Linked DNA regions of Homo sapiens: region 2 is linked to region 1. A link is an interaction called in ENCODE POLR2A ChIA-PET data of the cell type or tissue named here. Cell type or tissue: GM12878. All regions are shown on one strand.

Region 1 (4,000 bases):
TAGCATAAAATCCAGAATGAAGGACTTGCCCTTTCGGAAGGCACCAGCCACTGAAACCACCACCACATCAAGATCTCGGATGTGGTCCTGCAAGAGGATGCTGGCCAAGGCTTTCTCATCTAGCTCAAAGGAATGTTGATCTTTCTGAACCAAAACAACCTGCACTGGACCAGGCTTGCTGCTCTCCATGGCATCATCTATGTTCATGCAGAGAAAAAAAATCAGTGTCAAATATTTAAAATATGTTTTTGAATATAGGGAAAACAAAAACTTCTTAAACAGGGGACAGGGCCAGGCTCAATGGCTCATGCCTATAATCACAGCACTTTGGGAAACCAAAGCAGAAAGATTACTTGAGGCCAGGAGTTTCAGACTAGCCTGGGAAACGGTGAAACCCAGCGCTATGAAATTTAAAAAATTAGCCATATGTAGTGGTGTATACCTGTAGTCCTAGCTACTTGGGAGGCTGAGGCAGGAAGACTGCTTGAGCCCAGGGGTTTGAGGTTACAGTGAGCTATGACCACACCACTGTACTCCAACCTGGGTGACAAAACTAAACAAAACAAAAAACGGACACAAAAATACTAACCATAAAAGGGCAGGGCACAGTGGTTCGCCCCTGTAATCCCAGCACTTTGGGAAGCCGAGGTGGGTGGATCACTTGAGGTCAGGAGTTCAAGACCAGCCTGGCCAACATGACGAAACCCCATCTCTACCAACAAATACAAAAATTAGCTGGGTGTGGTGGCACGCACCTGTAAGTCCTAGCTACTCGGGAGGCTGAGGCACGAGAATAACTTGAAACTGGGAGGCAGAGGTTGCAGTGAGCCGAGATCATGCCATTGCACTCCCACCTGGGTGACAGATAAGACCCTGTCTCAAGTTAATGGGTGCAGCACACCAGCATGGAACATGTATACATATGTAACTAACCTGCACATTGTGCACATGTACCCTAAAACTTAAAGTATAATAATAATAAAAAATAAATAAAATAAAATGTTGTTAAAAAAAAAAAGACCCTGTCTCAAAGAAAAAAAGTACTATCCATAAAAGAAAATAAAATGACAACACAGACTTCATTAAAATTAAAAACTTTGTTCACTTAAAGACTTCAATAAGTAAAAATGCAAGCCATGGGCTAGGGAAGAGTATTCACAATATCTGTTTCCAAAGGACCCACATCCAGCATCAACATAGCAATCCATAAGAAAAAAATAACAGGCACTTTGTAAGAAAAAGATATACAAATCCTATTAAAAGGTACTTCCATATCATTACTTAACAGGGAAATCTAAATTAAAACCACAATAAGATACCACTACCTGCCCATCAGAATGGCTAAAATTTAAAGACTGACAATATCAACTGTGGGACAGGGTATGAAGCAACCGCAATTCTCACACATTCTGATAGGAGCACAAAATACTAAAGCCACTTCAAAAAACTGTTTGGCTGTATCTACAAAAATTAAATATATCTGTGATCCAGCAATTCTACTCCTAGGTATACACCTAAGAGAAATGAATGCCTATGTCCACCAAAAAACATATATACAAGAATGTTGAGCTGGGCATGGTGGCTCGCACATATAGTCCCAGCTACTTGGAGAGCTGAGGCAGGAGGATTACTTGGGCCCAGGAGTTCAAGACCAACCTGGACAATATTGCAAGACTCTATCTCAAAAACAGAAAGTTCATTATCAGCTTTACTCAAAACAGTCCAAAAGTGGAAATAAAACAATGTCTATCAATAATAGTGTTTGCCACTGCTAAGCTTTATTTAGATATATATATACACATATATATATATTATTTAATCCTCAGAACAACTCTTTGATGTAAATAATACTGCTCCATTTTAAGAAGAAGGAAATGGCCAGGCTCAGTGGCTCACATTTACAATCTCAGCACTTTGGGAGGCCAAGGCAAGCTGATCACTTGAGGTCAGGAGTTCAAAACCAGCCTGGCCAACATGGTAAAGCCCCGTCTCTATAAAAATACAGAAAAAAAAAAAAATTAGCCATGCGTGGTGTCGCACGCCTGTGGTCCCAGCTACTGAAGAGGCTGAGGGAGAAGAATTGCTTGAACCGGGAGGCAGAAGCTGCAGTGAGCCGTGATCGCGCCACTGCACTCCAGCCTGGGTGGCAGAGTGAGACTTGGTCTCAAAAAAAAAAAAAAAGAAGGAAATGAAGGCTTATGAAGGTTCAGCATATTGCCCAACAGGTCCTAGATATAAGCTCAAAAAGATCTTTAGGTGGTTGTATTTTGCATATCACTAGTAATAACTCAAAAAGTTTTAGAAGCTATTAATTCTATAGTTCAAAATTAAGCACTAACTATATTATACTTTCCTTACCAGAGTTTCCCTACCAAAGCACAAAGATAACTAATTAATTTGAAATTCAGGCCAGGCACAGCATCCACGCCTGTAATCCTAGCACTTAGAGAAGCTGAGATGGCAGGATTGCTTGAGGCCAGGAGTTCAAGACCAACTTGGCCAATATAGCGAGAGACTGTCTTAAAGAGAAGAGAAGAGAAGAGAAGGCAAGGGGCCGGGCGTGCTGGCTCACCTGCGCAATCCCAGCACTTTGGGAGGCCGAGGCGGGCAGATCACCTGAGGTTGTGAGTTCCAGACCAGCCTGACCAACATGGAGAAACCCCATCTCTACTAAAAATACAAAATTAGCCCGGTGTGGTGGCACGTGCTTGTAATCCCAGCTACTTAGGAGGCTGAGGCAGGAGAATCGCTTGAACCCAGTAGGTGGAGGTTGTGGTGAGCTGAGATTGCACCACTGCACTCCAGCCTGGGCAAAAGAGTGACACTCCGTCTCAAAAAAAAAAAGTGAAAAGAAAGCAAGAAGGAAATTCATTCAGGCTAGACATGGTGGCTCACACCTGTAATCCCAGCACTTTGGGGGCCAAGGCAGGCGTGTCACCTGAGGTCAGGAGTTCGAGACCACCCTGGTCCAACATGGTGAAACTCCATCTCTACTAAAAATACAAAAATTAGCCGGGCGTGGTGGTGGGTGCCTGTAATCCCAGCTACTCCAGAGGCTGAGGCAGGAGAATTACTTGAACCTGCACGGTGGAGGCTGCAGTGAGCCAAGACCGTGCCACTGCACTCCAGCCTAGATTTCAGAGCAAGACTCTATCTCAAAAAAAAAAAAAAAAAGAAAGAAAGAAAGAAATTCAGAGCCACTTAGTAGCTGTGGACTTATGGGAAGTTCACAAAAAACTACCAGTGGGGCGTAAGGAATGAATAAAGAACTATTTCCCTAAGAGTATGTGTCACTGGTATTAAAGATGTTTTTAGGTAGTTAAAAGGACATAGTAATTTTAATAATTATGCATGTTAATGTATACTTTAAAACAACAAATCTGTATTTTGATAAATTATTCTTTAGAAGGATGCTAAGTTTAAGAAGTCTGTTTATTTATTTAAGACAAGGTCTGGCTCTATAACTCAGGCTGGAGTGCAATGGCACAATCTTGCCTCACTGCAACCTCTGCCTCTCCGGCCCAAGTCATCCTCCCACCTCAGCCTCCCAAGTAGCTGGGACTACAGGCATTCATCACCACACCCAGCTAATTTTTGTATTTTTGGAGAGACAGTGTTTCACCATGTTGCCCAGGCCCGTCTTGAACTCCTGAGCTCAAATGATCCACTCGTCTCAACCTCCCAAAGTGTTGGGATTACAGCGACACCGTACCCAGCCAAGAAGTCAATTTAAAGTCGACTTAAGGAGACATATTAAGTAAAGCTTAGTACTGACAGGCAGACATGGCCAAAATCACAGCGACACAGTACCCAGCCAAGAAGTCCATTTAAAGTAGACTTAAGGAGACATAGTAAGTAAAGCTTAGTACTGACAGGCAGACATGGCCAAAATCACAAAGATGGTTCCAAAATGACTTTGTCTAACCAGCACTGAAGGCTACACGATCATGGCAGGCAAAGCAGACAAAACAGTTTGACTGCAAGACTCTCTCCCCTTCAA
Region 2 (4,000 bases), 290 kb after region 1:
CCCCCCACCACGCCCGGCTAATTTTTTGTATTTTTATTAAAGATGGGGTTTCACTATGTTGGCCAGGCTAGTCTCGAACTCCTGACCTCATGATCCGCCCGCCTCGGCCTCCCAAAGTGCTGGGATTACAGGCGTGAGCCACTGTGCCCGGCCTCATAGTGTTTTCATATTCCGTATTCCCATTGACTTCCAGAAATGTGGAATAGCTCCAAAACAGGCATTGCCAGCCAAGTCTGGGCTCCTCTGGTGCCTTGAATTTTGTGTGGTTCCTGTGGTTGTGATCTTACTTTCATGTACTTTAATGGAGAATTCGTACCTGCAGGTGGGCTTTGGACATTTTATAGTTAAGATAGGTGCAGTGCTGTGTTTGGGCAGCTGTGATGGCTAAGTGGGTGATAAAGAAAGGAAGATGCTTCAGGGGCAGGGAGTTCTGAATTCATAAGGCTGAGTGTGGTGTGCCAGTCAGTAGAGGTGATGGGATTCCAGTGCGTACATCCTCTGGGGGTTGTGTCAAAGGTCACTGAAAGGTATTGATACGGGAGCTCTTTAAAGGCTTAGAGTTTGCTGACTCTAGTCCTTTCAGAATGTAGTGCTCTCTAGGGAATGTGATTTCACAGATCAGTCAAGGAGTTTAACTGTTTTTTACTTAAATTTCATTTAGAAACAGATACCTTAACACTTAGGCATTTGTGGGTTTAGAAAAACAGTGTTGGGCTGAAGCCTGCTTCACCCGGTTTTTTTTTGTTTGTTTGGAGACAGAGTTTCGCTCTCACTGCCCAGGCTGTAGTGCAATGGCACGATCTTGGCTCACTGCAACCTCCGCCTCCCAGGTTCAAGCGATTCTCCTGCCTCAGCCTCCCGAGTAGCTGGGATTACAGGCACCCACCACCATGCCCAGCTAATTTTTTTGTAGTTTTAGTACAGACGGGATTTCACCATGTTGGTCAGGCTAGTCTCGAACTCCTGACCTCAGGTGATCCATATGCCTTGGCATCCCAAAGTGCTGGGATTACAGGTGTGAGCCACCATTCCTGCCTCAATCTGTTTGATCAGCTGAGAGTATCCCCCCTGCTCAGATGAGGCAGGCAGGACTCCTGGGGCGGGGTGGGGCGTGTTGAGCCGTAGTCTTCTCGAAGGACCTAGGGTCACCCAGTGGTTTTGAAGGCGCAATTGGTAGATAAGAGGAATGGGGTCCCATGGGAGCCTAGTGAGGAGTCAGCTCAGAAATTACAGCAACAGGAAAAATGCCTAAGGGCAGGAACTAAATAACAGAAGACATGAGTGTTTATAACAAAGTACAGAAGAGACAGAAAAGGTAGAAAAAGAATAAAGAGAGAGCAGAGAGGGACAAGAAGTTTACAAAGTGCCGAGGCGGATTAGGACAGCTTGGGGAGGCAGGAAACGGGCCTTGTGGTTGGGGGGTGGGCCGTGTGGCCACAGTTGTTAATCTCAGCCTGAAAGACTTTGTTCCTGCACCTTCTCTAGTCATGCTGGGGCAGATACAGGGTTGGCTTTTCTCTGTGCAGTAACTGAGACTGGGCCTTCCTCCCTGTGATTCTGAGGGAGGAACAGCAGTGCCCTGGCAGGAGTGCTGTAACCAATTCCGTACACGTCCTGTCCTCTTCTCAGGTTGAATGTCTCCATTGAATGTAAGCGAGTGTCTGGACTGGAGCCAGCCACCGTGGATTGGGCCTTCGACCTGACCAAAACGAATATGCAAACCATGTAAGCTTGTCCCAACCAGGGGAGCCTAGTTCCTCTCGCAGCTTTCCCGTCTGACTGCTCCCAAATTCCCCAGGTATGAGCAGAGCGAGTGGGGCTGGAAGGACCGAGAGAAACGGGAGGAAATGACAGATGACCGAGCCTGGTACCTCATCGCGTGGGAAAACAGCTCCGTCCCTGTTGCCTTTTCTCACTTCCGGTTTGACGTGGAGTGTGGGGATGAAGTCCTGTACTGGTAGGAGCCATGGCTTGGGGGAGGTAGGGGAGAGAGACCCTGGCGATGTTCCAGGCACTCCAGCCAGGTGACAAAGCCCCTGGACCTACCTAGGTCTATGAGCTGCCAAGGACTGCAAGCTCCTCTGCCAGACCTTACAGCCTCTTCATGTCCCATCCTGCACGCTCACCTCTCTGCTTTCTTCACCTAGCTATGAAGTGCAGTTGGAAAGCAAGGTGCGGCGGAAAGGCCTGGGGAAGTTCCTCATACAGATCCTGCAGCTCATGGCCAACAGGTAAGGCCTCCCTTCTTAGGAGGCCCATATAGCACTCAGTTGGAAGGAGCTGTCACTGAGGCACTTGCCATTCTTTGAGCCTTGTTGGAGGAGGAGGCTCATAGGCATGTTTTGGGAGAAAGGTGTCTTAGAACCCTCTCAGTAAGATGCTCCCTGCCTTATTATGACTCCAGATTTTGTTTGTTTAGCTCAGTGCAGTGAACATCTTTTTTTTTTTTTTTTTTTTGAGACAGAGTTTCACTCTTGTTGCCCGGGCTGGAGTGCAATGGTGCCATCTTGGCTCACTGCAGCCTCCACGTACCGGGTTTAAGCAATTCTTCTGCTCAGCCTCCCAAGTGGCTGGGATTACAGGCGCGCACTGCCATGCCTGGCTAATTTTTGTATTTTTAGTAGAGACGGGGTTTCTCCATGTTAAGGCTGGTCTCGAACTCCTGACCTCAGGTGATCTACCTACCTCAGCCTCCCAAAGTGCTGGGATTACAGGCATGAGCCACCACACCTGGCCAGTGAGCATCTTTTGAGTTTCTAATCTCTGCCACCTTCTGTACCGAAGTAATGGTGCTACAGAGAGGAAGTGGGAAACATCCTTGCTCTGGAAGAAGCCAGTCTGGTCAGGGCCGATGCCTGTGCAGTCTGATCAGCCTGTGATGGGGGAAGCAGTGAGTGCTGTGTGGGGGTCCAAGACCTCCAGAGGCTAGAGGCCAAATTCAGGAACACTCGTGTGGGTGAAAGGGAGGTAACAGACAAAGGCAGAAAGGAAAGGAAGCATGACCTTAGTCTCTGTGTCTTTTCTTTTTTGAGACAGGGTCTCACCCTGTCACCCAGGCTGGAGTGCAGTGGTGTGATCGTATCTCACTGCAGCCTCTACCTCCCAGGCTCAAGTGATCCTCTAGCCTCAGCCTCTGGAGTAGCTGGGACTAAAGGCACATGCCACTATACTGGGCTGATTTTTTTAAATTTTTAAATGTTTTGTAGAAATGGGGTCCCACTATGTTTTCCAGGCTGGTCTCTAACTCCTGGGCTCAAATGATCCTCCCACCTTTGCCCCTCAAAGTGCTGGGATTACAGGTGCATGCCACCATGCCTGGCCATGTTTCTCTTTCTAAAAGGCGTTTGCTCTGCTTTCTTCCAGCACACAGATGAAGAAGGTTATGTTAACAGTATTTAAACACAATCATGGTGCCTACCAGTTCTTCAGAGAAGCGTTGCAGTAAGGAGCTGGGTGTGGGCCCTTCTGGGTGGTAGGTGGGCCTGCCCAGGGCCATTTTTCTGGTCCTGGCCCTCACTCATTCTGATGCCTGAGCTCATGGTCCAGTGGTCCATGGGGGTTCAGGTTCAGGGAGATGGTATGGCAGTGCTCTCTGATTTGGTCCACTGTCCACCTCCTGCACCCTCATCCTAAGGGTCTCATCAGTGTGGCTGGTAGAAGAGTTCTCGGGCCAGGGAGGAAGGCACTCAGCTGCCTGCCACCAACCCTTTTCTCCTGCCTGCCTTGCAGATTTGAAATTGATGACTCTTCCCCCAGCATGTCCGGTTGCTGTGGGGAGGATTGCTCCTATGAGATCCTGAGCCGGAGGACCAAGTTTGGGGACAGCCATCACTCCCACGCGGGTGGGCACTGTGGTGGCTGCTGCCACTGAACTCTCAGAGCCACTTTCAAGTCACAATGCTCTCTCCTAAGGCCTTTCCTCTTTCCTGGTCTCACTGTTCACCGGGTGTCCTCAGAGCTGTGGCCTCCCCAGCCCTGCACGTGCCAGGCTGCGCCCTGA

The links. Peaks named below come from ENCODE experiments on the same cell type or tissue, not always from the same donor. Only the 100,000 strongest peaks of a DNase experiment are listed, where the experiment ranks them.
Region 2: POLR2A ChIA-PET joins it to region 1 with 7 read pairs; 3 of 35 experiments call an interaction of 5 or more read pairs at or near these places.

What each region holds. Positions count from the first base shown.
Region 1 is chr11:63,659,056-63,663,055 of GRCh38, forward strand. It overlaps ATL3 (atlastin GTPase 3), which reads right to left. Exons shown (of 13, transcript NM_015459.5): 2 at 1-197. Among named protein-coding and RNA genes, the nearest start is that of ATL3, 10 kb to the right of the region's middle. In GM12878, no CTCF peak of the experiment used is centred here; no DNase peak of the experiment used is centred here; H3K27ac peaks cover 337 bases.
Region 2 is chr11:63,950,609-63,954,608 of GRCh38, forward strand. It overlaps NAA40 (N-alpha-acetyltransferase 40, NatD catalytic subunit), which reads left to right. Exons shown (of 8, transcript NM_024771.4): 4 at 1,630-1,725; 5 at 1,799-1,957; 6 at 2,148-2,231; 7 at 3,364-3,441; 8 at 3,730-4,000. The coding sequence ends at 3,871. Among named protein-coding and RNA genes, the nearest start is that of NAA40, 14 kb to the left of the region's middle. In GM12878, no CTCF peak of the experiment used is centred here; a DNase peak (open chromatin) is centred at 1,553; H3K4me3 peaks cover 1,181 bases; H3K27ac peaks cover 2,282 bases.